Linked DNA regions of Homo sapiens: region 1 is linked to region 2. Evidence: read pairs that join two places in POLR2A ChIA-PET (ENCODE). Cell type or tissue: GM12878. All regions are shown on one strand. Links, peaks and the distances in the headings refer to the core of each region. The heading gives the core; the rest is flanking DNA.

The links. ChIA-PET counts read pairs that join two places held together with the same protein. Peaks named below come from ENCODE experiments on the same cell type or tissue, not always from the same donor. Only the 100,000 strongest peaks of a DNase experiment are listed, where the experiment ranks them.
Region 1: POLR2A ChIA-PET joins it to region 2 with 7 read pairs; 2 of 35 experiments call an interaction of 5 or more read pairs at or near these places.

Annotation. Positions count from the first base shown.
Region 1 is chr5:65,166,682-65,179,234 of GRCh38, forward strand. ADAMTS6 (ADAM metallopeptidase with thrombospondin type 1 motif 6) reads right to left here. Exons shown (of 25, transcript NM_197941.4): 23 at 6,151-6,327; 24 at 3,936-4,092. Among named protein-coding and RNA genes, the nearest start is that of ADAMTS6, 310 kb to the right of the region's middle. In GM12878, for the core only: no CTCF peak of the experiment used is centred there; a DNase peak (open chromatin) is centred at 5,940.
Region 2 is chr5:65,043,327-65,055,879 of GRCh38, forward strand. No RefSeq gene overlaps it. Among named protein-coding and RNA genes, the nearest start is that of CWC27, 280 kb to the left of the region's middle. RefSeq lists enhancers at 237-376, 857-966, 7,090-7,229. In GM12878, for the core only: no CTCF peak of the experiment used is centred there; DNase peaks (open chromatin) are centred at 5,215, 5,728 and 7,025; H3K27ac peaks cover 3,427 bases.

The sequences.
Region 1 (12,553 bases), core at 2,466-10,465, 120 kb after region 2:
CTCTCAGACCACAGTGCAATCAAACTAGAACTCAGGATTAAGAATCTCACTCAAAGCCGCTCAACTACATGGAAACTGAACAACCTGCTCCTGAATGACTACTGGGTACATAACGAAATGAAGGCAGAAATAAAGATGTTCTTTGAAACCAACGAGAACAAAGACACAACATACCAGAATCTCTGGGACGCATTCAAAGCAGTGTGTAGAGGGAAATTTATAGCACTAAATGCGCACAAGAGAAAGCAGGAAAGATCCAAAATTGACACCCTAACATCACAATTAAAAGAACTAGAAAAGCAAGAGCAAACACATTCAAAAGCTAGCAGAAGGCATGAAATAACTAAAATCAGAGCAGAACTGAAGGAAATAGAGACACAAAAAACCCTTCAAAAAATCAATGAATCCAGGAGCTGGTTTTTTGAAAGGATCAACAAAATTGATAGACTGCTAGCAAGACTAATAAAGAAAAAAAGAGAGAAGAATCAAATAGACACAATAAAAAATGATAAAGGGGATATCACCACTGATCCCACAGAAATACAAACTACCATCAGAGAATACTACAAACACCTCTACGCAAATAAACTAGAAAATCTAGAAGAAATGGATAACTTCCTCGACACATACACCCTCCCAAGACTAAACCAGGAAGAAGTTGAATCTCTGAATAGACCAATAACAGGAGCTGAAATTGGGGCAATAATCAATAGTTTACCAACCAAAAAGAGTCCAGGACCAGATGGATTCACAGCCGAATTCTACCAGAGGTACACAGAGGAACTGGTACCATTCCTTCTGAAACTATTCCAATCAATAGAAAAAGAGGGAATCCTCCCTAACTCATTTTATGAGGCCAGCATCATTCTGATACCAAAGCCGGGCAGAGACACAACCAAAAAAGAGAATTTTAGACCAATATCCTTGATGAACATTGATGCAAAAATCCTCAATAAAATACTGGCAAACCGAATCCAGCAGCACATCAAAAAGCTTATCCACCATGACCAAGTGGGCTTCATCCCTGGGATGCAAGGCTGGTTCAATATACGCAAATCAATAAATGTAATCCAGCATATAAACAGAGCCAAAGACAAAAACCACATGATTATCTCAATAGATGCAGAAAAAGCCTTTGACAAAATTCAACAACCCTTCATGCTAAAAACTCTCAATAAATTAGGTATTGATGGGACGTATTTCAAAATAATAAGAGCTATCTATGACAAACCCACAGCCAATATCATACTGAATGGGCAAAAACTGGAAGCATTCCCTTTGAAAACTGGCACAAGACAGGGATGCCCTCTCTCACCGCTCCTATTCAACATAGTGTTGGAAGTTCTGGCCAGGGCAATCAGGCAGGAGAAGGAAATAAAGAATATTCAATTAGGAAAAGAGGAAGTCAAATTGTCCCTGTTTGCAGACGACATGATTGTTTATCTAGAAAACCCCATCATCTCAGCCCAAAATCTCCTTAAGCTGATAAGCAACTTCAGCAAAGTCTCAGGATACAAAATCAATGTACAAAAATCACAAGCATTCCTATACACCAACAACAGACAAACAGAGAGCCAAATCATGAGTGAACTCCCATTCACAATTGCTTCAAAGAGAATAAAATACCTAGGAATGCAACTCACAAGGGATGTGAAGGACCTCTTCAAGGAGAACTACAAACCACTGCTCAAGGAAATAAAAGAGGATACAAACAAATGGAAGAACATTCCATGCTCATGGATAGGAAGAATCAATATCGTGAAAATGGCCATACTGCCCAAGGTAATTTACAGATTCAATGCCATCCCCATCAAGCTACCAATGACTTTCTTCACAGAATTGGAAAAAACTACTTTAAAGTTCATATGGAACCAAAAAAGAGCCCGCATCGCCAAGTCAATCCTAAGCCAAAAGAACAAAGCTGGAGGCATCACACTACCTGACTTCAAACTATACTACAAGGCTACAGTAACCAAAACAGCATGGTACTGGTACCAAAACAGAGATATAGATCAATGGAACAGAACAGAGCCCTCAGAAATAACGCCGCTTACCTACAACTATCTGATCTTTGACAAACCTTAGAAAAACAAGCAATGGGGAAAGGATTCCCTATTTAATAAATGGTGCTGGGAAAACTGGCTAGCCATATGTAGAAAGCTGAAACTGGATCCCTTCCTTACATCTTATACAAAAATCAATTCAAGATGGATTAAAGATTTAAACGTTAGACCTAAAACCATAAAAACCCTAGAAGAAAACCTAGGCGTTACCATTCAGGACATAGGCGTGGGCAAGGACTTCATGTCCAAAACACCAAAAGCAATGGCAACAAAAGCCAAAATTGACAAATGGGATCTAATTAAACTAAAGAGCTTCTGCACAGCAAAAGAAACTACCATCAGAGTGAACAGGCAACCTACAACATGGGAGAAAATTTTCGCAACCTACTCATCTGACAAAGGGCTAATATCCAGAATCTACAATGAACTCAAACAAATTTACAAGAAAAAAACAAACAACCCCATCAAAAAGTGGGCAAAGGACATGAACAGACACTTCTCAAAAGAAGACATTTATGCAGCCACAAAACACATGAAAAAATGCTCATCATCAGTGGCCATCAGAGAAATGCAAATCAAAACCACTATGAGATATCATCTCACACCAGTTAGAATGGCAATCATTAAAAAGTCAGGAAACAACAGCTGCTGGAGAGGATGTGGAGAAATAGGAACACTTTTACACTGTTGGTGGGACTGTAAACTAGTTCAACCATTGTGGAAGTCAGTGTGGCGATTCCTCAGGGATCTAGAACTAGAAATACCATTTGACCCAGCCATCCCATTACTGGGTATATACCCAAATGACTATAAATCATGCTGCTATAAAGACACATGCACACGTATGTTTATTGCGGCATTATTCAGAATAGCAAAGACTTGGAACCAACCCAAATGTCCAACAATGATAGACTGGATTAAGAAAATGTGGCACATATACACCATGGAATACTATGCAGACATAAAAAATGATGAGTTCATGTCCTTTGTAGGGACATGGATGAAATTGGAAACCATCATTCTCAGTAAACTATCGCAAGATCAAAAAACCAAACACTGCATATTCTCACTCATAGGTGGGAATTGAACAATGAGATCACATGGACACAGGAAGGGGAATATCACACTCTGGGGACTGTGGTGGGGAGGGGGGAGGGGGGAGGGATAGCATTGGGAGATATACCTAATGCTAGATGATGAGTTAGTGGGTGCAGCGCACCAGCATGGCACATGTATACATATGTAACTAACCTGCACAATGTGCACATGTACCCTAAAACTTAAAGTATAATTAAAAACAAAAACAAAAACAAAAACAAAACAGAAAGAGAAATTCCAGAGCACAAAGAACTTTGTCCACCTTTATAAACAGCTACATAATTATTTTTCTACTTTTCTACGATAAGAAAATTAGCATTTAAAATGCAAGTAGTTTCAAACATATGCTTTCATTATATGTATAACAAGAATGAATTTAAATCTTCAGAATGATAGAGATCCACTGTCATATCCAAAAAGAAACAGAAGTTTGCACTTCAAGAGTAGTTCATTAGGAAACAGCTCTAAAGTCCTACTATAAATCAAACTTAGAATACAAGGCTGGATATGATCTTAGAGATTATCTACTCCAATTTCTTATTTTATAGATAAACTTAGCTCCAGAGAGGTTAAGTGACTTAACAAGGTCATAAAGTTACTTAAAAAGTCAGGAAAAAACTTGGGTTTCCTGATTGCTGTCTGCATATAAGCAGCTTTCACAAATGCTCTACTCAAACTACACTACAGTAGTGGGTTTACTGTGCTCTTCAGACCCTGGGAACAGTAAAGGTGGGTCATTAGAAACCACAGGCCCCTCCTCCATGGAAAACTCACCTTCAGTATTAGAAATGGGGGTACTGTCACATTTGCTTTCACACTGCTGCATTGATGGAGGCCGAACAGTTTCTAGACAGTCACTAGATGCCTGTCCGGTGTAGGAGAGACACTGCACAGTTCTCATCTGCTGTCCAAGGCCACACTGAGCAGAACACTAAATCCAAAGACACAAAGAAACAAAATATTAATCTCAACAATTTTCAGGAGGTAAAAAATATACTATGTCATTTCAAATACAACACAATATGAACTTTTTTTTTTTTCTTTTGAGACACAGCGTCTTGCTATGTTGGCCAGGCTGGTCTCGAACCTGACCTCAAGCAATCCTCCTGCCTTGGCCTCCCAAAGTGCTGGGATTACAGGCATGAGCCACCACGCCCAGCCACAATATTAATTTTTTTTTTTTTTGAGACAGAGTCTCGCTCTGTCGCTCAGGCTGGAGTGCAGTGGCACAATCTCAACCCACTGCAAGCTCTGCCTCCCGGGTTCACACCATTCTCCTGCCTCAGCCTCCCGAGTAGCTGGGACTACAGGCACCCGCCACCACATCCGGCTAATTTTTTGTATTTTTAGTAGAGACGGGGTTTCACCATCTTAGCCAGCATGGTCTCAATCTCCTGACCTCGTGATCTGCCCGCCTCAGCCTCCCAAAATCCTGGGATTACAGGTGTGAGCCATCGCGCCTGGCCACAATATTAACTTTTAAAGCCCACATGTGGTTCATTTTTGAGAGGTGTATGATTAGGTCATTCTACTATCAAACTGGTTTGGAAAGTCAAAGATCATGTTATTACCCTAGCAAACAGACTCAATATACTTCCCAGAAGATAATACATAGAGATTTCTTGCTATCACTCCAACAATTCCCGGCAAGGCTGGTGAACTCTAGCAGGAGTGTCATGAGAAAATCCTTGTGATGAAGTAGAATAATGAGAGATTGTAGGGCTAGGAAATCACTATTGCTCCCTATTTATTATAGGTGTGCAGGTAAATAACCTGATGGCTTATTGGAGTGTCCTGTATGTGATTAAACTATTAGTTCAGTGTAATAGCAGTGACAGGCGTGGAGCCTGGTGATGGGGTCATTTAAAAAAAAAAAGAGCTTAAATAAGTCCCTCAGGTTTTCTAAGGGATTGCCAGCCACACAAACCTGAGAAGTAGTCTGTGTTCTCAAATGAGCGTGTCTCCCTCTCCTTTTGCATCTACTCTGGGATTCAGTCACTTCAGAACTGAAGTTACTGTCCGAGAGGCTTAGTTTCACTTGGGACTGATCAGCTGCTGAGGCTGAAGAATGAAGCTGGGTTAATCTATGGGCCTGCCATCGAGAATACCAGAAAGCCTATGAAATTTGGAATCAAAGGCATGAGGAAGTAACTGGTGCCAACACAGGGGATGGTGATGTTTACAGGGTCAACACATTGAAGCCCTGTTGGATTTGTTTGCAAAAACTCTGAAAGCACCCACAGGACTTGTAAGGATATTCATGAAGAGCCTTAAAAATATATATATTTTTGGCCAGGCGCGGTGGCTCACACCTGTAATCCCAGCACTTTGGGAGGCCGAGGCGGGCGGATCACGAGGTCAGGAGATCGAGACCATCCTGGCTAAGATGGTGAGTCCCTGTCTCTACTAAAAATACAAAAAATTAGCTGGGCGTAGTGGCAGGCACCTGTAGTCCCAGCTACTCGGGAGGCTGAGGCAGGAGGATGGCCTGAACCCAGGAGGCAGAGCTTGCAGTGAGCCGAGATCGCGCCACTGCACTCCAGCCTGAGCGACAGAGTGAGACTCCATCTCAAAAGAAAAAAAAAAAAGAGTAATTATCTCTATTTTGCAAGTGGGAAAATGAAGACACTGCTGTTAACTGATTTGTTCCTTTTCAGTTGACAGCTGGGACTAGAATCCAAAGTTTTGGTAGCTTGTTCAGATCTCTATCGGTTATTCTATTTCTCTTTTAATTTTAACCACAATGGATCTGAAGAATAGAATCTGAAGTGGGAAGTGTGTGGGTGTGGGAGAATCACTGGCTCACTCTGTATGTGTCCACATGTGGTGGCTGTGGTTTGTGCACTGTTTCACACTCATGCCTCATACTTAGACTTCTACGTGTTAATTCTTACTCATCTCTCAAGCCCTTACAATGATCACACAAGGAACCTCAGGTTTGTGTCTCAAGGTGCTATTTCAGCAGGAGCCCACAGTACAAACGCCTTACCTGGCCCCAGTCTCCTGTGACCCAGCGAGGAGGAGGGCAGCGGCCCAAACTGCAGCGGATGCGGACAGGAGGTTTGCTTTCCTCTGGACATTGTGCAGCTGGGAATGTCTTAGAAAGGTCACTGCTCTTGCACAGAACAATCCGATGCTTGAATCCTGGACCACATTTTGGAGTACACTGGAAATAAAACAAATAGTAATGAATCACGACAGTTTAAAGACAGAGGAAAATTTGAAGAAAGTCTTTCTTCATGTAAATGTGTGTTTTAGTATAGAATATACACATATACTAAGTTCTAGGCAAAGTCTCTCAGATACAACGTTCCTTAAAAGTTTTGAAGCAGAGGTACTTTTATCTTTTTCTTAAGGTCTTGAAGAGCTAAATCCAACATTTGCTTTTCTTGGCTAACTCATTTTCTTGCTCTATTGGGGATAGGTTGATTCCTCTATTCCTCTCTATCCTTAGCCCCGTCAGCTGTGATAAGATTCTGCTAATTTTTGGAATGTGGAAACCTTCGTTTCCTACTTGGTGGGTGTGGTCTTCTAAAAGGAATTTGTATGTTATTAGTAGACCAAAAGAACTTGTGTCTGTGAAGCAAGTTCAGGGTTGATTTAGATAAACTATTCTTATGTCGGGTCGCTAAGAATACTTGGTCACAGGTGAAGGTTTCTTGCACAGAAAATCTCTGGACTTTTCCCCATCCATCAGTTACAAATCTAAGGAAGTTGTTCTTTAGAACTGGGTCTGTTTGTTCGTCATACTGAGGGAAGGATGTTTTTCCCTATGTCACAAATCTTATGTACCTCATCTCCAGGTGTTTCTAGAAGTCACCTATTTAACATGGTAGCTGACTTGAGTCTTCCAGCTTTCTCCCCTGTATGTCTGGACCCTTCCTTAAAATATGTAATTCAGGCCAGGCACGGCAGCTTACGCCTGTAATCCCAGCACTTTGGGAGGCCGAGGTGGGCAGATCAAGAGGTCAAGAGATCAAGACCATCCTGGCCAACATGGTGAAACCCTGTCTCTACTAAAAATACAAAAATTAGCTGGGTGTGGTGGTGTGTGTCTGTAGCCCCAGCTACTTGGGAGGCTGAGGCAGGAGAAGTGCTTGAACCAGGAGGCGGAGGTTGCAGTGAGCCGAGATTGCACCACTGCACTCCAGCCTAGAGACAGAGCAAGATTCTGTCTCAAAAAAAAAAAAAAATCTATACTTCCTTCCCCTCAATCAAGTGAGGACCTTACCCACAACATCTGGAAGCACTGTATATATACCTTTCATACGAGAAACATTTCCAGATCTCCTACAGGAACTACACTAGACTGGAGAGATATAAAAATGAATGAAATAGGAGCTCGGCTGTTGGAGACGTGAGTCTTGCTGAAGCTCCTGGCCGAATAAAGCCCTTCCTTCTTTAACTCGGTGTCTGAGGGGTTTTGCCCGTGGCTTGTTCTGCTACATTTCTTGGTTCCCTGACCGGGAAGCGAGGTGATTAACAGACAGTCGGACGGTCGAGGCAGCCCCTTAGGTGGCTTAGGCCTGCCCTGTGGAGCATCCCTATGGGGCACTCCAGCCAGCTTGGCCGATGCGGATCCTGAGAGCACTCCTGGGTAGGCAATTGGCCTGGTGGAACGCCTCGCCAGAGGAGCACGTGGCAGGCCCCCGTGGACGATCAACGCAGTGGCTGAACACCGGGAAGGAACTGGCACTTGGAGTCTGGACATCTGAAACTTGGTAAGACTAGTCTTTGGAACTTGCCCACTCCATTTGAGTGGAAGCGTGGCCTGATCACCCACGGTCTGCCTGTACCGGCACTTTGGTTTTTGTTTTTGACTTGACTTGGATTGCTTGATACTTTGGTTTTGTTTTTGACCTGGCTTGGATTTCTGGATACTCTGATTTTGGTTTTGATTCTGAGTTTGGTGTAAACTGTAAAAGTGTGTGTGTGTGCCCTTTTTACTCGTTCTTTGTTTTGTGGTGTGAGCATGGTGTTTTGTCTCGAAGAAGCATGGGTCAGGCACAAAGTAAGCCCACCCCACTAGGAACTATGTTGAAAAATTTCAAGGAAGGATTTAAGGGAGATTATGGTGTTACTATGACACCAGGAAAACTTAGAACTTTGTGTGAAATAGACTGGCCAGCATTAGAGGTGGGTTGGCCATCAGAAGGAAGCCTGGACAGGTCCCTTGTTTCAAAGGTATGGCACAAGGTAACCTGTAAGCCAGGGCACCCAGATGAGTTCCCATACATAGACCCTTGGTTACAGCTGGTTTTAGACCCCACACCCCCCTCACCAGTGGTTGAGAGAACAGCAGCATAAGTGGCTGGCAGAGACAAGGAAAGACCAGCAGAGAGAGACAGAGGAGGAAAGAGAGAGAAAAAGGGGCAAAGAGAGAGAGAGGAAGAGACAGAGAGACAAAGAGGGAGTCAAGGAGAGAGAGAGAGAGAGAGAAAGAGAGAGGCAGAGAGGCAGAAAGAGACAGAGGCAAAAGCAAAGTCAAAAAGAGAGAGACAGAAAGTCAAAGAGAGAAAGAAAGAGAGAAAGAGAGAAATATACCAGAAGTTAAGGAAAAAAAAACAGTGTACCCTATTCCTTTAAAAGCCAAGGTAAATTTAAAACCTATAATTGATAATTAAAGGTATTCTCCGTAACCCTGTAACACTCTAATACCACTTTGTTGTCAGTGTAAACAAGGGCGTATTCCCGAAAGCACTGAGGACTTCCTATCAAAAATCCTTAACCCAGTAACCTGTGGATGGCCCAGAAGCATTCAATCTGTAGGCAACTGCTTTGCTAACAGAAGAAAGTAAAAAAAATAACTTTTAGAGGAAACCTCATTGTGAGCACATCTCACCAGTTCAGAAGTATCCTAAGGAAAAAAAAAAAAGGATGATTTAACATTAACCACTGAAAATTCCCTTAACCCAGCAGGTTTCCTTACAGGGGATCTAAATCTTAATTACCATACAAAGGTCTGACCAGACCTAGGAGGAACTCCCTTCAGGACAGGACAATCGATGGTTCCTCCCAGGTAATTGAAGGAAAAAAAAAAAAAACATCTATACCAATTCTAAGTTAATTTGGACTGAACAAGGTCTTATTAATAGCAAAGGATAATTGAAATCCCAAACTTAAAAGGTTTTCAACAAAAGTAAAGTTTGCTAAAAGTTAACAGTGTAACATGTATTATGGTAACTTCTAATCCTGTGGCCTTAAGACAGTCTAGTCCACAGACATAAAAGAAGTTCGCTTTGGAAAAGAATGGTTATCATCTTCGGAAAAAAAAGGGAAAAAAAGGGGGGGGCAGAATTTATGTAAAAAGAGTGTTATATGGGAAGTTCTTGTCCTGAAATAAATTAACTGGTTATTTAAAGAAATAAATGTTTGTAATAAGTCAGAAAGTTGAGGCATGTCGAAAAATTGTCTGCGAAAGTCGTGAAAGAAAAAAATGTTATTAAAAAAAGAATTTATGCAAGAAATGTTGTATAATTTAAAAGTAACTAGGCCTCCTGAATGTAAAACAAAACAGTTTATGTGCAAGTTGTATAAGGAAAGTAAAATATACCTTTGGTAAAAGGATTATAAGGAGGCATAACAATGTAAATTTTTACCTACATTAAAAGGTTAAAAAGTATATATTGTTTTGAAGATTTAAGCAAGTTTTAAAACGTTAATTGTAAAGAAAATTCTGTGTGTAAACATATTGGCTAAAGTTAAAGGGGTATCATCCAGTTTTTCTGTGAACTGGACATTAAAGTAAAAACACAATGGGTTTTTCTTAAAGCACTAACCTGCTCTTTAACAAAGATTATAAAAGGTTAAAAAGAGTCTATAAAAATCTTACCTTATGGTCTGACATTAAAAATTGAATAAATGTCTACAAAGTTTATTAAAACTAAGTTTAACATTAATAGCACAGTAATAGCACAGTAAAAGGTGAAATTTAGCTTATCTGGTATAAAAATCATACAGGAAGCACTGTCAGATATAAAATGGTGTTTGGCTTCTTTGGTCTAAAAACTAATAAAAATAGGTGCTAAAGGAAATTTCTCAGTAGGAAGGCACCAAGGACAATAAAGTCCACTGCTGATGTCCCCACATTTAAAACAAAAGGTCAATTTCTTAGAAATTATATACTTGGTTTATCTTCCACTTTCCTTTCCCTCAAAACTAAAAGTCTTTTAGCACAGGTACCACCCCTAGAATTTCCAGTAAACCAGCACCAGCCTGAAGATCACCTTCTCATCAAAGGGTGGAAAGAAGAAAAACTCAAGCCAGCCTCAGAAGGACCCTACCTTGTGCTGTTAACCACTGAGACTGCCGTTCGTAGAGCGGAAAAGGGATGGACTCATCACACCCGAGTCAAAGCGCCCCCACCTCCAGAGTCGTGGGCCACAGTCCCAGGGGAAAACCTTATCAAACTAAAGCTAAGAAAAATTTAACTCTTTCATCTATTCTATTACTCTTTCTTCTTCCCTCGCTCTATTGCTGACCATCTAGTTATTAACATAACCAAGTCAATTTCGCCTCAAACTATTGCATTTAATGCTTGCCTTGTTATACCCTGTGGGGACCTGCCAAGTCAAAGACAGCTCTCTACTTCAGAAAAGTACCTCTGTCCCTCCTGACTCTTCTCAGACTGGGCATTAGTAAATTAGGACCATTTAATCCAGGGAAATTTTGATAAAGACCCTAGTGTCAACCAGGATTCTTGCCCCCCAATGTAGAGCTTTTATGCTGTAGTTGGTCCAACATTCTGTGGACCACTAAAGAGCAAGGATGGACTGCCCCAACCAGTTTTTGTAATTTCCTAAAATCGTACATTCATTTTACTCGAGGATCATAAAAGTTAAAGACTTAAAACAAACTTTGGCAATTAAAACAGGATACCAAGATGCAAATGCCTGGTTGGAGTCGATCAAATATTCCATCTGCACGTTAAACAAAAGCAATTATTATGCTTGTGCACATGGCAGGCCAGAGGCCCAGACTGTCCCCTTTCCACTAAGGTGGTCCTCCAGTCGACCAGGCGTGGGCTGCATGGTAGCTCTCTTCCAGGATTCCACAACCTGGAGTAATAAGTCGTGCCAAGCTCTCTCTGCTATATCCCAATGTCCAGCACCTTGCAGGTCAGTCCCCGAGGGCCATCCAGCCTCCCTCTTCCAACACTAAGTTCACTTCGTGTCTCTCACGACAGGGAGGAAACTTAGCTTCCTTGGAGACCTGAAGGGATGCAGTGAGCTTAAGAATTGTCAAGAGCTTATCAATCAGTCAGCTCTTGTTCATCCCCGAGCGGATGTGTGATGGTATTGTGGTGGACCTTTACTGGGCACTCTGCTGAATAACTGGAGTGGCACTTGTATTTTAGTCCAATTAGCTATCCCTTTCACCCTGACATTTCATCAATCAGAGGGAGGAAAAATAAGACATCGTGCGAGAAAGCCCCTTATGGGTCTTTCAACTCTCACGTCTATTTAGACGCAATTGGAGTCCCACGGGGAATACCACATCAATTTAAAGCTTGAAATCAAATAGAGGCAGGATTTGAGTCAATATTTTGGTGGGTGACAGTTAATAAAAATGTAGATTGGATAAACTACATCTATTATAACCAATAGCAACAAGCTTTTCATGAGTTAAAAGAAAAACTCATGTCGGCCCCAGCCCTGGGGCTACCTGAACTGTCAAAACCCTTTACACCCTATGTGTCAGAAAGAGAAAAAAATGGCAGCTGGAGTTTTAACCCAAACTGTGGGGCCCTGGCCAAGGCCAGTGGCCTATCTCTCAAAACAACTAGATGGGGTTTCCAAAGCCTGGCCCCATGTCTAAGGGCCCTGGCAGCAATGGTCCTGTTAGCACAAGAAGCAGATAAACTAACCCTTGGGCAAAACCTGAATATAAAGGCCCCCCATACTGTGGTAACTTTAATGACTATCAAAGGACATCATTGGTTAACAAATGCCAGATTAACCAAGTACCAAAGCTTGCTATATGAAAATCCCCGCATAACCACTGAAGTTTGCAACACCCTAAACCCCACCACCTTGCTCCCGGTATCAGAGAGCCCAGTTGAACATAACTGTGTAGAGGTGTTGGACTCAGTTTATTCTAGCAGGCTCAACCTCCGAGACCATCCTTGAACATCAGTAGACTGTGAGCTGTACGTGGACGGGAGCTTCGCTAACGCCTACAAAGTGACTCTGAAAAGGATGACAAGCCCTGCTCCAGTCACACCCGGAAGCTGACTGGTCCACGCATGGCCGAAGCATGAGAAAACTCATCACGGGACTCATTTTCCTTAAAATTTGGACTTGTACAGTAAGGACTTCAACTGACCTTCCTCAGACTGAGGACTGTTTCCAGTGTATACATCAAGTCACTGAGGTAGGACAAAAAGTTGCTAC
Region 2 (12,553 bases), core at 1,397-9,396:
TCTCTACAGTGTGGGCGGCAGTCCCCTCTTGCTTAGTGTGCCCATAACCACTGAGCCCTGCTACCTCTTCATAGTGGCCTCTGTTAAAAGCAAATGTTGCCTGGAAAGAAGTATGCTAGATTAGTCCTCCTAGTCAGCTAGCTGATGGAGACTCTCACCTGAAGAATTGGGAATCAGGATAGGTTATTTTTCAAGTTGACGGGGAGGTGTGTGTTATGTGGCATAAGGACTTCTCCAAATAGGAGTGGAGGGGCAGAGGGAACTCAGATAGCAGGAAGCATAGCAGAACACGGGGCATCTGCAACAAGAATAAACCTCTCAAGAAAAGAGATGGCACTGAATGGGAACTGAGAAGTTCCCTGTTCACCAGCCTCACACTTTGTCCTTAGGTCAACACGTTGCACTCCCATGCAGCAGAGGGACTTTTTCATAGAATAAAAAAAGAATCCAAGATTAGGTGCTAGATCCAGCACCCCACTTTCACCACAATACGATATTCTACTCTCCCTACAACATTTTAAAAGAGTATTTTAGTCTCTTGAGCATTTCCTTTGTGGGGTCCAAAATGTGCCTGCACTCTTACAGAACTTGTAACTCTAACAGCTATCAGTTATTGACTGCTTTCAACACAAGCACCATTCTAAGGGCTTTACACACATTCAGTCATTTAATCTCCACAATAGTCCTAAGAGGGCAGTGCTGTTACAATTCCCATTTCACAGATGAGGACACTAAGGCACTGAGAGATTTAGTAGCTAGCCCAAGATTACTTATCTCTAATCTGGGCCCAAGAAGTGGAGTTCCAAGGTCACTTCTCTAAACTACCTTCTAAGGAGACACAAAACGAAAACAACTGCTGCCTCACAGAAGTTTCAATACTAAAATAGGTAGCACATATCTATTAAGTACTCATTCAACTTATCATTTTTATTTTATTTCATTTTTGAGACAGAGTCTCGCCCTGTTGCCCAGGCTGGAGTGCAGTGGCACAATCTCGGCTCACTGCAACCTTCACCTCCCGGGTTCAAGCGATTCTCGTGCCTCAGCCTCCTGAATAGCTGGGATTACAGGTGTGTGCCACAATGCTCAGCAACCATTCAACTTATAATTTTTAAATTTATAATTCATTGCAATGTACTTGTCTTTAAAATGTCTTGCCTTGGTTTTCTGCTTTTTCTATTTTCTAAGTTTTGCTTGTGATGGGCTCAGTACAGGCCTCCTGGGGAAAAACTTGTGCCAGAGAGGAAAGATAAAGGTTTCTTCCATAACTCACCCATGACAGGAAGCTTCCCCACAGCTGCAGGTGGGATTTGAGAAGGGATTTATGGGGGAAGGAAAAGGGAGGGAGACGGAATTGGGAGGTTTGCTGGGACAGAGAGACAAACACCAAAACGTTAGGTAGATAATGGTATTTGTGAACACACTGAGGTAGCACCCTTGCAGCTCTCTTTTCCACATCCTTCTTATTACCCCCACCCCATCCCCACTGCCATCCCCCACCCCAGCACCCACCACCATCACTGAATCTTGCCTCCTACTTCAGGGAGAACATAGAGGCCATCAAGTAAGCACTTCCTGCCTCTTGGACCATTATGTGCATCTCTTTCCACCTTTGCCTCCTTCCTCTTACCTTGAAAGGGTTGTCCCTCCTTCAGGGTGAGTCCTCCAGCCTGTGCTCTAAACCCTCCCTCTTCCATCCACCATCACCCTTTACTCCTGCACTTCCATCTGCTCCTTCCTCTCACATATGTTTATGCTGAAATACCTCTTCCTGAAAAATAAAATTTACCTCAACTGTGGCTCCTTATAGCAGTTTTCTCTTCTTCCTTCTCAAATAGTGGCCTGAGTTTATTCTTTCCTTTCCTCACCTCTGTTCCTTCCCCATAGAACACACCCTGGCCTCTACCTTTGCCACCATTGAAATTACCTCTGTTAAGATCACCAAGAACTTCTTAACAGCTAACTCCAGAAGTCCTTTTTATCTGGGCTACCTGCAACGTATGACTTTGCTCACCACCTCCTCCTTACAACCTCTCCTCTCTTGGTTTCTGGGCCGTGGTACTTTCCTGCTTCTCCTATCTCAATCTATCTTCTGAGGAAATTGTCTCCATTTCTTGATGTTTCCTAAGGTTCTATCTCCAACTCTCTTCTCATTGCAATCTACACATTTTCTCTGGGCAATCTCAACTGTGCTCCCTATTTCAGATACTGCCTTCACCATTTGTCTCCACCCATTGCACTGCCTCTTGTTAAAGCTCTGTTCTCACCAACCCCACTCTTATACTTTCTACTCACTTTTTTTTTTGAGATGGAGTCTCGCTCCGTTGCCCAGGCTGGAGTGCAGTGGCATGATCTCAGCTCACTGCAACCTCCACTTCCCGGGTTCAAGCCACTGTCTTGGTTCAGCCTCCCGAGTAGCTGGGATTACAGGTGCCCACGACCACACCTGGCTAATTTTTGTATTTTGAGTAGAGATGGGGTTTCACCATGTTGGCCAGGCTGGTCTTGAACTCCTGACCTCGTGATCCACCCGCCTTGGCCTCCCAAAGTGCTGGGATTACAGGAGCGAGCCACCACACCCGGCTCTACTCATTCTTGAAACCACTCTAATTAGTCTGTCATCCCTACCACGCCATCTAAACTGCACTTGTCAAGGTCCCAGCAGCAACCTCCACGTTCCAGTGGTCAGTTCTTAGAATCTTTCTTTACTCAATCTCTTAGCAAGATAAGAAATGATTGGTTACTCCTGGCTGGGCGCGGTGGCTCATGCCTGTACTCCTAGCACTTTGGCAGGCCGAGGCAGGTGGATCACGAGGTCAGGAGTTCAAGATCAGCCTGGCCAAGATGGTAAAACCCCATCTCTACTAAAAATACAAAAAATTAACCTGGTGCAGTGGCAGGCACCTGTAATCCAGCTACTTGGGAGGCTGAGGCAGGAGAATCGCTTGAACTCGGAGGGTAGAGGTTGCAGTGAGCTGAGATCGCACCACTGCACTCCAGCCTGGGTGACAGAGTGAGATTCCGCCTCAAAAAAAAAAAAGAAATGATTGGTTACTCCTTCTGTTTTGAAACTACTTTTTTTTTTTGACTCGTGAAACACCACAGTCTCCACAGAAAGAGCTAGTTTTTATCAATGAGTAAAAGAATACCAGGAGACTTGGTATTCTTTTATTCATTAATAGAAATTAGTTCCCTCTCATCTATTCAAATGCTACCCATGGGCATGACCAAAAGTCTCAGTCCTAAGTCTTCTTCTCTATCCACATTTACTGTCTGGAGACTTCATCCAGTCCTGTGGACAGGTGTTCCCATCCTGTCCTCCAGTGACCTCACCTGGTTCTGTGTCTGAATACTGTTTCTGAATTAATGATTTCCAAATTGATAACTCTAGTCCTAGCTTTTCAATTTTGGTGTCTCATAGTCATTTTCAATTAATATTCAAGCCAAAATATTTGATTTCCACTACCAAGCCCCAGTCCTGCCCTCACCCACCTCATTAAATCACACCACTGGTCACCTAGTTCTTAGGCCAAAACTTGGGAGTCATCCTAGATTTCTCTCTTTCTAACACTCACAGTAATTCCATTGGCAATCCTGTTGGTTGCACCTTCTAAAGATATTTGGCATTCAATGATTTCTCACCACACCACTGTTTTCATCACCTTCTGAGTCTAAGCCACCATCATCTTCTGCCCAGATTAAGGTACTAGCTTCCTGACTGATCTACCTTCTTCCACTCTTGCGACCCCCAAAGACACCACAAGGCAGCTGTGAGAGTTAAAAGAATAAGTCACCTCATTTCTGTTCCTGCTCAGAGCCCCCTTATGGCTTCTTACGACACTTAGAATGAAATGAAAATTTCTCATGCTAATCAACTATATAGACTCTGTGTCATCCGGTCCCTGCCCACTTCTCCAAGATTATCTTCTACCACTATCCTCTTACTCCACTCTGGCCACATTAGCCTTCTTGCTCTTCCTTAAACACCCTCAGCTTATTTTTCTCTTTGCATTTGCTGTTCCCTTTGCTTAGAATGTTTTCCCATGTCCTCAAAACTTGGCAGGGCTCACTCCCTAATTCTGTTTAAATGTCACCTCCTCAGAGAGGGATTCCCATGGACACTCTTTCTAAAACAGCTGTTTTAACCATCACCCTTTATCTCTTTATTCGGCTCCGCTTGTTTGTTTGGTAGCACTTATCACTCTCCAGATCATTCTTTTAAATTGTTTACTTATTTCTGATTTATCCCATTAGATCGTAAGTTTTATGTAAGCAGGGATCTTGTCTTACTGTTGTTTCCTCAGTGTCTGGACCATTATAAGTACTCAATTAATGTTAATTAATAGGTAAATATATTCTGACAAGTCCAAAATCTGATTTTAGCCCTCCTTGCAGATATCAAGGTTCGTATTTTTCACCACCTTTGACTCATATGTTCCCAAAGAAATTCAAACTCAGTATTTCGAAAACTGAGTTTTCCCACGCTCTCCCCTAAGCTGCTCCCATTCTCTCTCCTAAGCTGCTCTTTCCCACTCATTCCCAAGCTTACTTAGCAGCGCTATCATGCACCTAGGTACCTGAGAAAGATATGGATGTTCTAAATTTCACCCTCTTCCTTACTCCCAGTTTATCTCCAAATGCCATCATTTCTACTTGTATCAGATCATGTTCTAAGTTGCAGAAAACAAAAGTCATTCTAGCTAACTTAAGAAAAAAAAAGAAATGTATTAATTTATTAGGTAGCATGTAGAATCTTCAGGAAAGTCCAAGGGCCTGACTTGGATACTTTCCAGAGAGGAACAATGCCGAAGTCACCCTGCCAGGCTATCCAGCAGAAATCCTGCTGCTGCCACAGACTGCATGCCAACTCTGGGGTGAAAAGTGACTGCTAAGACTATTGTGCCTCAAAACTCACACTCACAAGGATGGTAGTGTCTCACTACCATCCTTGTTCAGAATGAATTCCATGCAATATCTTCTTCACATCCTTCTCTTCCAAATCAAAGTCCTGATGGTGTCTGATGGGCAGAGCTCAGGTCACACACTTGCACCCTCCTGCCAGGGGTGAGAAAATGAGTTTCTCACTTCTTCCTTGAGGAGGACGGACTGTAATTGGGAAATTCCCTAATGATAGAAAGGGTGTTCAAGAAATACCCAGCAGTTACAAAGCATCACAGATGTCAACTGACACTATCTTCTATTTACCAAGTCCACCCATGCCCCCACCACTGACTCAGTTCTAGTCTTTATAGTTTGTCATCTTGACTAATGTGGTGACCACCTCCTATCTGGTTCCTCTGCCTCTTTTCTCCCCTCCACACCAATGCTAGAGCAGTATGTCCAAAAGCAAATCTTACCATGTCACTCCCTTCCTTACCACACATTATTGTAAAACAAAAGTCCCTTAAAAGCTCTTCATTGCCAATAGATGAAGTCAAACTTACTCAAATTGGCATATAAAGCTTCTTACAATGTGACCCTGGCCCATCTTTCCAGGATCCTCTCCTCTCTCACGATCCTGTGCTTCTGCTGCACCAAATTATTTGCCCTCTGCAAGTGTTGCCCACACTCTCTGGCTTCTGTTCCCTTGTTCATACTCCTTCCTGCTCCTTGGAATGGCCCTTTCCTCAACAAACTCTTACTCAGCCTTCAAAACTCATCTCAAGCATCACCTCTTCTCTGCATCTACCCTAATCCTTCACTCAAGATGTGAAACCTCCAACTAGGTTGACACTTCTCTCTGTATGTATTCTATTTTTAAAATAATGGTTAGCTTCCACATCTGTCTTCAGTACAGGAAGGAACTAGACTGTAAGCTCTGTGGAGGCAAAAACCATTGCCTTGTTTTTTTGATGGTTTGTTTGTTTTTTATTTTGTTTTGAGATGGAGTCTCACTCTGTCACCCAGCCTGGAGTGCAGTGGCATGATCTCAGCTCACTGCAACCTCCACCTCCCGGGTTCAAGAGATTCTCCTGCCTCAGCCTCCTGAGTAGCTGGGATTACAGGCGTGTGCCACCATGTCCAGCTAATATTTTATATTCTTAGTAGAGATGGGTTTTGCCATGTTGGCCAGGCTGGTCTCCAACTCCTGACCTCAAGTGATCTGCACACCTCGGCCTCCCAAACTCCTGGGATTACAGGTGTGAGCCATTGAACCTGGCCCATTGCCTTGTTTTTGTATCCTGAGCACGGCATCTGGCTCAAAGGCAGACACAATCACCTTGTATTGGATGAATAGTGATGCTGCTGCTCCTGGCAGCAGCAGCTCCATTTATGGAATACTTATTATGTGTTATGAACTGTATTAAGCTATATATGTATATATATGACTATATATTCCAACACATTATGTTACTTAATGCATATAATGATTCCGCAAGATAGGAATGATTATCCTCATCTTATAAATGGAGAAAATGAGCCCTAATGAAAATATATAACATTCCTGGTATCACATGACTAGAAACCAACTGAGCTAAAATTTGAACTTGGATTTATTTGACTTCAAAGCCAATGTATTCTTAACCACTTAACCAATACATTCTACAGTCCCCTGTGAATAAATGAATATGTGAAAGAAAAATCAATAATTGTAAAGTGTCATATTATACTCTATAGTGAGAATTATGAATTCTCTAGCCTGCACAGCCAGAGTGCTTCCTTTACTTTTTGTTATTTTACTTATTTCATTCTGTTTGACATACAGCTGTTTCTTTCCAGGCCTTAGGAAACAGTAAGCTCCTTGGGGGCAGGAAGTCGTATTTTTTCTGTGTCTTTGCCCATTTGTATCAGTTTCTGAGGGTTGCCAAAATAAAGTGCCACAAACTGGGTGTCTTAAGCAACAGAAATTTATGGTCTCTCAGTTCAGGAAGTCTCAGATCAAGGTGTGAGCAGGGCCACACTCCCTCTGAAGGTATGATGGGAGGATCTGTCTCAGGTTTCTGTCTTAGTCCACTCAGGCTGCTATAACAAAATGCTATAGGCTGAGTGGTTTATGAACAGCAGAAATGTGTTTCTCACAGTTTTGGAGGCAGGGAAATCTAAGACCAAGGTGCTCACAAATTTGGTGGCCAGTGAGGGCTCACTTTCTGTTTCACAGATGCTCATTTTCTTCCTGTGTCCTTACATGGCAAAAGGGGTGAGGGAGCTCTCTGAGATCCCTTTTATAAGGGCTCAGATCCCATTTGTGATGGCTTTGCCCTCATGATCTAATACCTCCCAAAGGCCCCACCTCCTAATACCATCACATTGGGAGTTAGGATTTCAGCATATGAATTTTGTGGTGATACAAACATTCCATCTGTAGCAGGCTGTCTCTTACCTTCTGCAAGTTCTTTGACTTGTGGCACCATACCTCTAATCTTCCTGTGGCATTCTCCCCATGTGCTTGTCTCTGTGTCCAAACTTTCCATTTTTATAGGTACACCATTTATATTAGGGCTCACCCTAACGACCTCGTCTTACTGTGGTCATCTGCAAAGATCTTTCCAAATACGGTCACATTCACAGGTACTGGGGATTAGGACCTCAACAACTTTTGGGGGGACACAATTCAACCCATAACGTCATGTGTCTAGCAAAATGTCCTGCACTTATCAGGTGCTCAGTTAAGGTTTGTTAAGAGACCTTGAGAGCCACCAGTGAGGCATGGCTTTCAGCCAGTGTGTTTGAGACCCGTGGGCAGGGGTGAGGTGAATGAGCTATGCCTAGTGGCCGCATCACTTCCTGCTAAGTTTCTGCAGGGCTGATGGATGGGGAGGGGACACAGTGAAGCAGTTCATCTTCTTTTAAAAAACAGTATTTTCTCCCATGAAGAATATAATGTCCTCGGGCTCATTAGTACCTAAGAAGAAAGGGATTTGGGCTGGCTGCCTTTATGGCAGCGGTGTCAGGCCAAGAGGTTGTAAACATGCCATCCTCTGGAATGCATCTGCTTGCTTCACTTGGCAGATTCCTCAAGAGTTGGATGAACTCCAGCCAATGTCTGAGTCTCTGTATCCCATGTGGGGCCCCATGAGAATATGTCTTGGTGTCTCCAGCCCACCCCTCTGTGCCCTCCTGTCCCAACTCTAGTACTGGTCTGAGGTAAACATTATTTTATTCTATTTTTTAAATTTAGACACTTCATATTGAGCACTTCTTAGATGCTTGGCACTTTATATGTCTTGTGTCATTCAGTCTTGGCCACAATATTACAAAGCTGACTTTTCATTTAATTGGGGGAATATATCATATATAAAAATGAATAAATGTTATCTGGAGAGTATTAAAAAAAATAATGAAATGTGCAGCAATTACCCAGGATAAGAAACAGAACATTACCAGTACCTTAAAGACCTCTGTGTACCTCTCTCAAATTATAGTGCCCTCTCCTCCCTGCAAGAGAAACAGCATCTGAATTTTGTATTAATCATACCCCTGCTTTTCTTTACAGTTTACTAAGTATGCCTGTATCTCTTAGAATTTAATACTTAGTTTGGCTAGTTTTTGTTCTTAATATAAATGAAAGCATACTGCCTGAGTTTTAGTAGTTTATTTCTGTTGATCATCATTCATCCATGTTTTTGAGAGTCATCCATGTTGATACATGTTGTAGTCATTTGTACCTTTTTTCTGCTGTGTAATATTCCATTATATAAATATACCAAATTTACCTATTCTACTTTTCATGGACATTTGAAGAGTTACCAATCATAGCTGTTATGCATAATACTGCTAGAGCATTCTTATACATGATTTTTAACACACATATGCGATTTCTTTAAGCTACATACTTGGAGGGATAAGGGATGGATTTCAGATAGGCATGTATTAATTTTACTAGGTAATGCCAAAGTGTTTTTGAAAATGCTTACACCAGATTATATTCCCGCTAACAATGAGTTAGAGATCTCATTACTCCACATCCTTGCTAACATTTGGATTTCTCATAATTAAATTTTTGCCTATTCAGTAGGCATGAAATTATAATTTTACTATGTATTTCCCTGATTACTAGAAAAGATGAGCACTAATGAAGTTGAACCCTCTTTCATTAAATGCCTACTTTTGATCATTTTTCTATTGGAATGCATGTTTTTTCTTATAGAATTATAGGAATTTTTAATATACTCTGGATACTAGTTGTTTGTATATCTGTTGAAATATTGTCTTCATCTTTTTGATTTCTCTTTTTATTCTCTAGATAATGTCTTTCAATAGCAGACATCTAACAGAATTAGATTTTCCCATTTTTATTTTATGGTTTAGGTTTTTATATCTTGCTTAAAGAATTCCTTCTTTACATTAGAATATCATAAATATATTGTCCTAATTTATCTTCTAAAAGTATTATATCTTTGCCTTTCATATTTAAGTCTTAACTCCACTTAGACATGGTGTTTGTGTATGGTGTAAAGAGAGACCTAACTTTAGGTTTCTCTATGTGGGTATCCAATTGTCCCAACACTATTTCTTTCTTTCTATGCTGATCTATTAATACAGTGGCAATTCAGTGTTTTTCTTGGTACAAACTTATGGGATACATGTGAAATTTTGTTACATGTATATAATGCATACTGATCAAGTCAGAGTATCAAGGATGTCCATCACCCAAGTGCAATATATTTTTGTTAGCTATAGTCATCCTGCTGTGCTATCAAACACTGAATTTATTCTTTCTACTTTACTATATGTTTGTACCCTTTAACCCACTTCTCTTCACCCCCCTGCCAAATCACCCTTCCTGGTCTCTGTTGTCTATCTTTTCACTCCCTACCTCCATGTGATCAAATTTTTTAGCTCCTACATAGGAGTGAAAAAATGTCTTATCTGTCTTTTTGTGCCTGGCTTATTTCACGTAACATAATAACCCCCAGTTCCATCTATCCTGCTGCACATGACATGATTTCATTCTTTATTATGGCTAAACAATATTCCATTGTGTGTGTATATGTATATATACACACATACATATATACATACATATATATGCATATATATGTATATATGCATATATATGTGTATATATATGTGTATATATATATGTATATATATATATACACACACACCATACTTTCTTTACTCATTCTTTTTTTGATGGACACTTACATTAATTCCATAGTTTTGCTATTGTGAATAGTGCTGCAATAAACGTGCAAGTGCAGGTATCCCTTAGATATAGTGAGTTCTTTTCATTTGGGTAGATTCCAAGAGTGGGATGGCTGGGTCTAATGGTAATTCTATTTTGGTTTTCTGAGAAAATTCTATACTGTTTTCTACAGTGGCTGTACTAGTTTATATTCCCACCAACAGTGTATAAGAATTCCCTTTTCTCTGTATCCTCACCAAACATCTGTTATTTTTTATTTCATAATAGCCATTAGGGTAAAGTAATATCTCATTGTGGTATTAATTTTCATTTCTCTGATTATTAGTGATGTTGAGCATTTTTTTCACATACCTGTTGGCCGTCTGTATGTTTTCTTTGGAGAAATGTCTACTTATATCCTTTGCCTATTTTTAAGGGGATTATTTGTTGTTGGTTGTTGTTTTTCCTGTTGAATTGCTAGAGTTCTTGTAAATTCTGGATATTAGTCCCCTAATAAATGAATAATTTGCAAATATTTTCTCCCATTCAACAGGTTATCTTTTCTCTGTTGATTATTTCTTTATTGTGCAGAAGGTTTTTTGTTTAATTAAGTTCCATTTGTCTATTTTTGTTTTGTTGCCTGTGCTTTTGAGGACTTAGTCATAAATTGTTTGCCTAGACCAATGACTAGGAGAGTTTTCCCTAGGTTTTCTTCTAGTATTTTAATAGTTTTGGGTCTTATGTTTAAGTCTTTAATTCATTTTGAGTTGATTTTTGTAAATGCTGAGATAGGGGTCCAGTTTCATTCTTCTGCATATGAATATCCAATTTTCCCAGCACAGTTTTTTCAGGAGGGTGCCCTTTACCCAATGTATGTTTTTGGCAGCTTTTTTGAAGATCAGTTGGCTATAAGTATGTGGCTTTATTTCTGGATTCTCAATTCTGTTCCATTGGTCTATATATTTTTATACCAATACTACAATACTATAGCCTTGTAATTTTTTTTTTTTTTTTTTTTTTTTTTGGAGACAAGGTCTCACTCTGTCATCCAGGCTGGAGTGTAGTCTCAATCTTTTGGGCTCAAGTGATCCTCCCACCTCAGCCTCCCAAGTAGCTGGGACTACAGGCATGTGCCACCACACCACACCCAGCTGCTTTTTTTTTTTTTTTTTTTTTAAGTAGAGATGAAGTATCACTATGTTGCCCAGGCAGGTCTGAAACTCCTGAGCTCAAGCAATCCTCCTGCCTTGGCCTCACAAAGTGCTGAGATTGTAGGTGTGAGCCATCACACCTGGTGCCTTGTAATATATTTTGAAGTCAAGTGATGTAATGTATCCAGCTTTGTTCTTTTTGCTTAGGATTGCTTTGGCTATTTGGGTCCTTTTTGGGTTTCATATGAATTTTAGGATTTTTTTTTTCTGATTTTGTGAAGAATGACATTGATATTTTGATAGGGATCGCACTGACTCTGTAGATTGCTTTGGGTGATATGATCATTTTAATGCTATTTATTCTTCCAATCCATGAGCATGGGATGTATTCCATTTGTTGGTGTCCTCTTTCATTTCTTTCATCAGTGTCTTACAGTTTTCCTTATAGAGATCTTTCACCTCCTTGGTTAAATTCATCACTAAGTATTTTACCTTTTGTGCCTATTGTAAATTGTATTGCCTTCTTGATTTTTTTCTCAGCTAGATAATTACTGGTGTATAGAAACACTACTGGGTTTTGTACATTGATTTTGTACCCTGTAACTTTACTGAATTCACTTATGAAAGCTAATAGTTTTTTGATGGAGTCTTTAGTTTTTTTTTTTTAGGTAGAAGATCATATCACAAAGAGGAACAATTTGACTTCCTCTTTTCCAATTTGGACGCCTGTTATTTCTTTCTCTTGCCTTATTACTCTGGCAGAACTTCCAGTGCAATGTTGAATAGGAATGGTGAAAGTGGGCATCTTTGTCTTGTTTCAGTTCTTTTTTTTTTTTGAGACAGAGTTTTTGCTCCTGTTGCCCAGGCGGGAGTGCAATGGTGCAATCTTGGCTCACTGCAACCCCTGCCTCCTGGGTTCAAGCAATTCTCCCACTTCAGCCTCCCGAGTAGCTGGGATTACAGGCATGTACCACCACACACAGATAATTTTGTATTTTTAGTAGAGATGGGATTTACCATGTTGGTCAGGCTGGTCTCAAACTCCTGACGTTGTGATCCACCCTCCTCAGCCTCCCAAAGTGCTGGGATTACAGGCATGAGCCACCGTGCCCAGCCTCAGTTCCTAAAGGAAAGGTTTTCACCTCTTCTCCATTCATAAAGACATTAGCTGTGAGTTTGTCATATATGTCCTTTATTATTTTGAGGTATGTTTCTTCTATTCCTAGTTTGTTCAGAGTTTTCATTATGAAGAAATGTTGAATTCTATCAAATAACTTTTCTGCTTCTATTGAATTTTATCAAATGATTTTTCTGCTTCTATGATCACACAGTG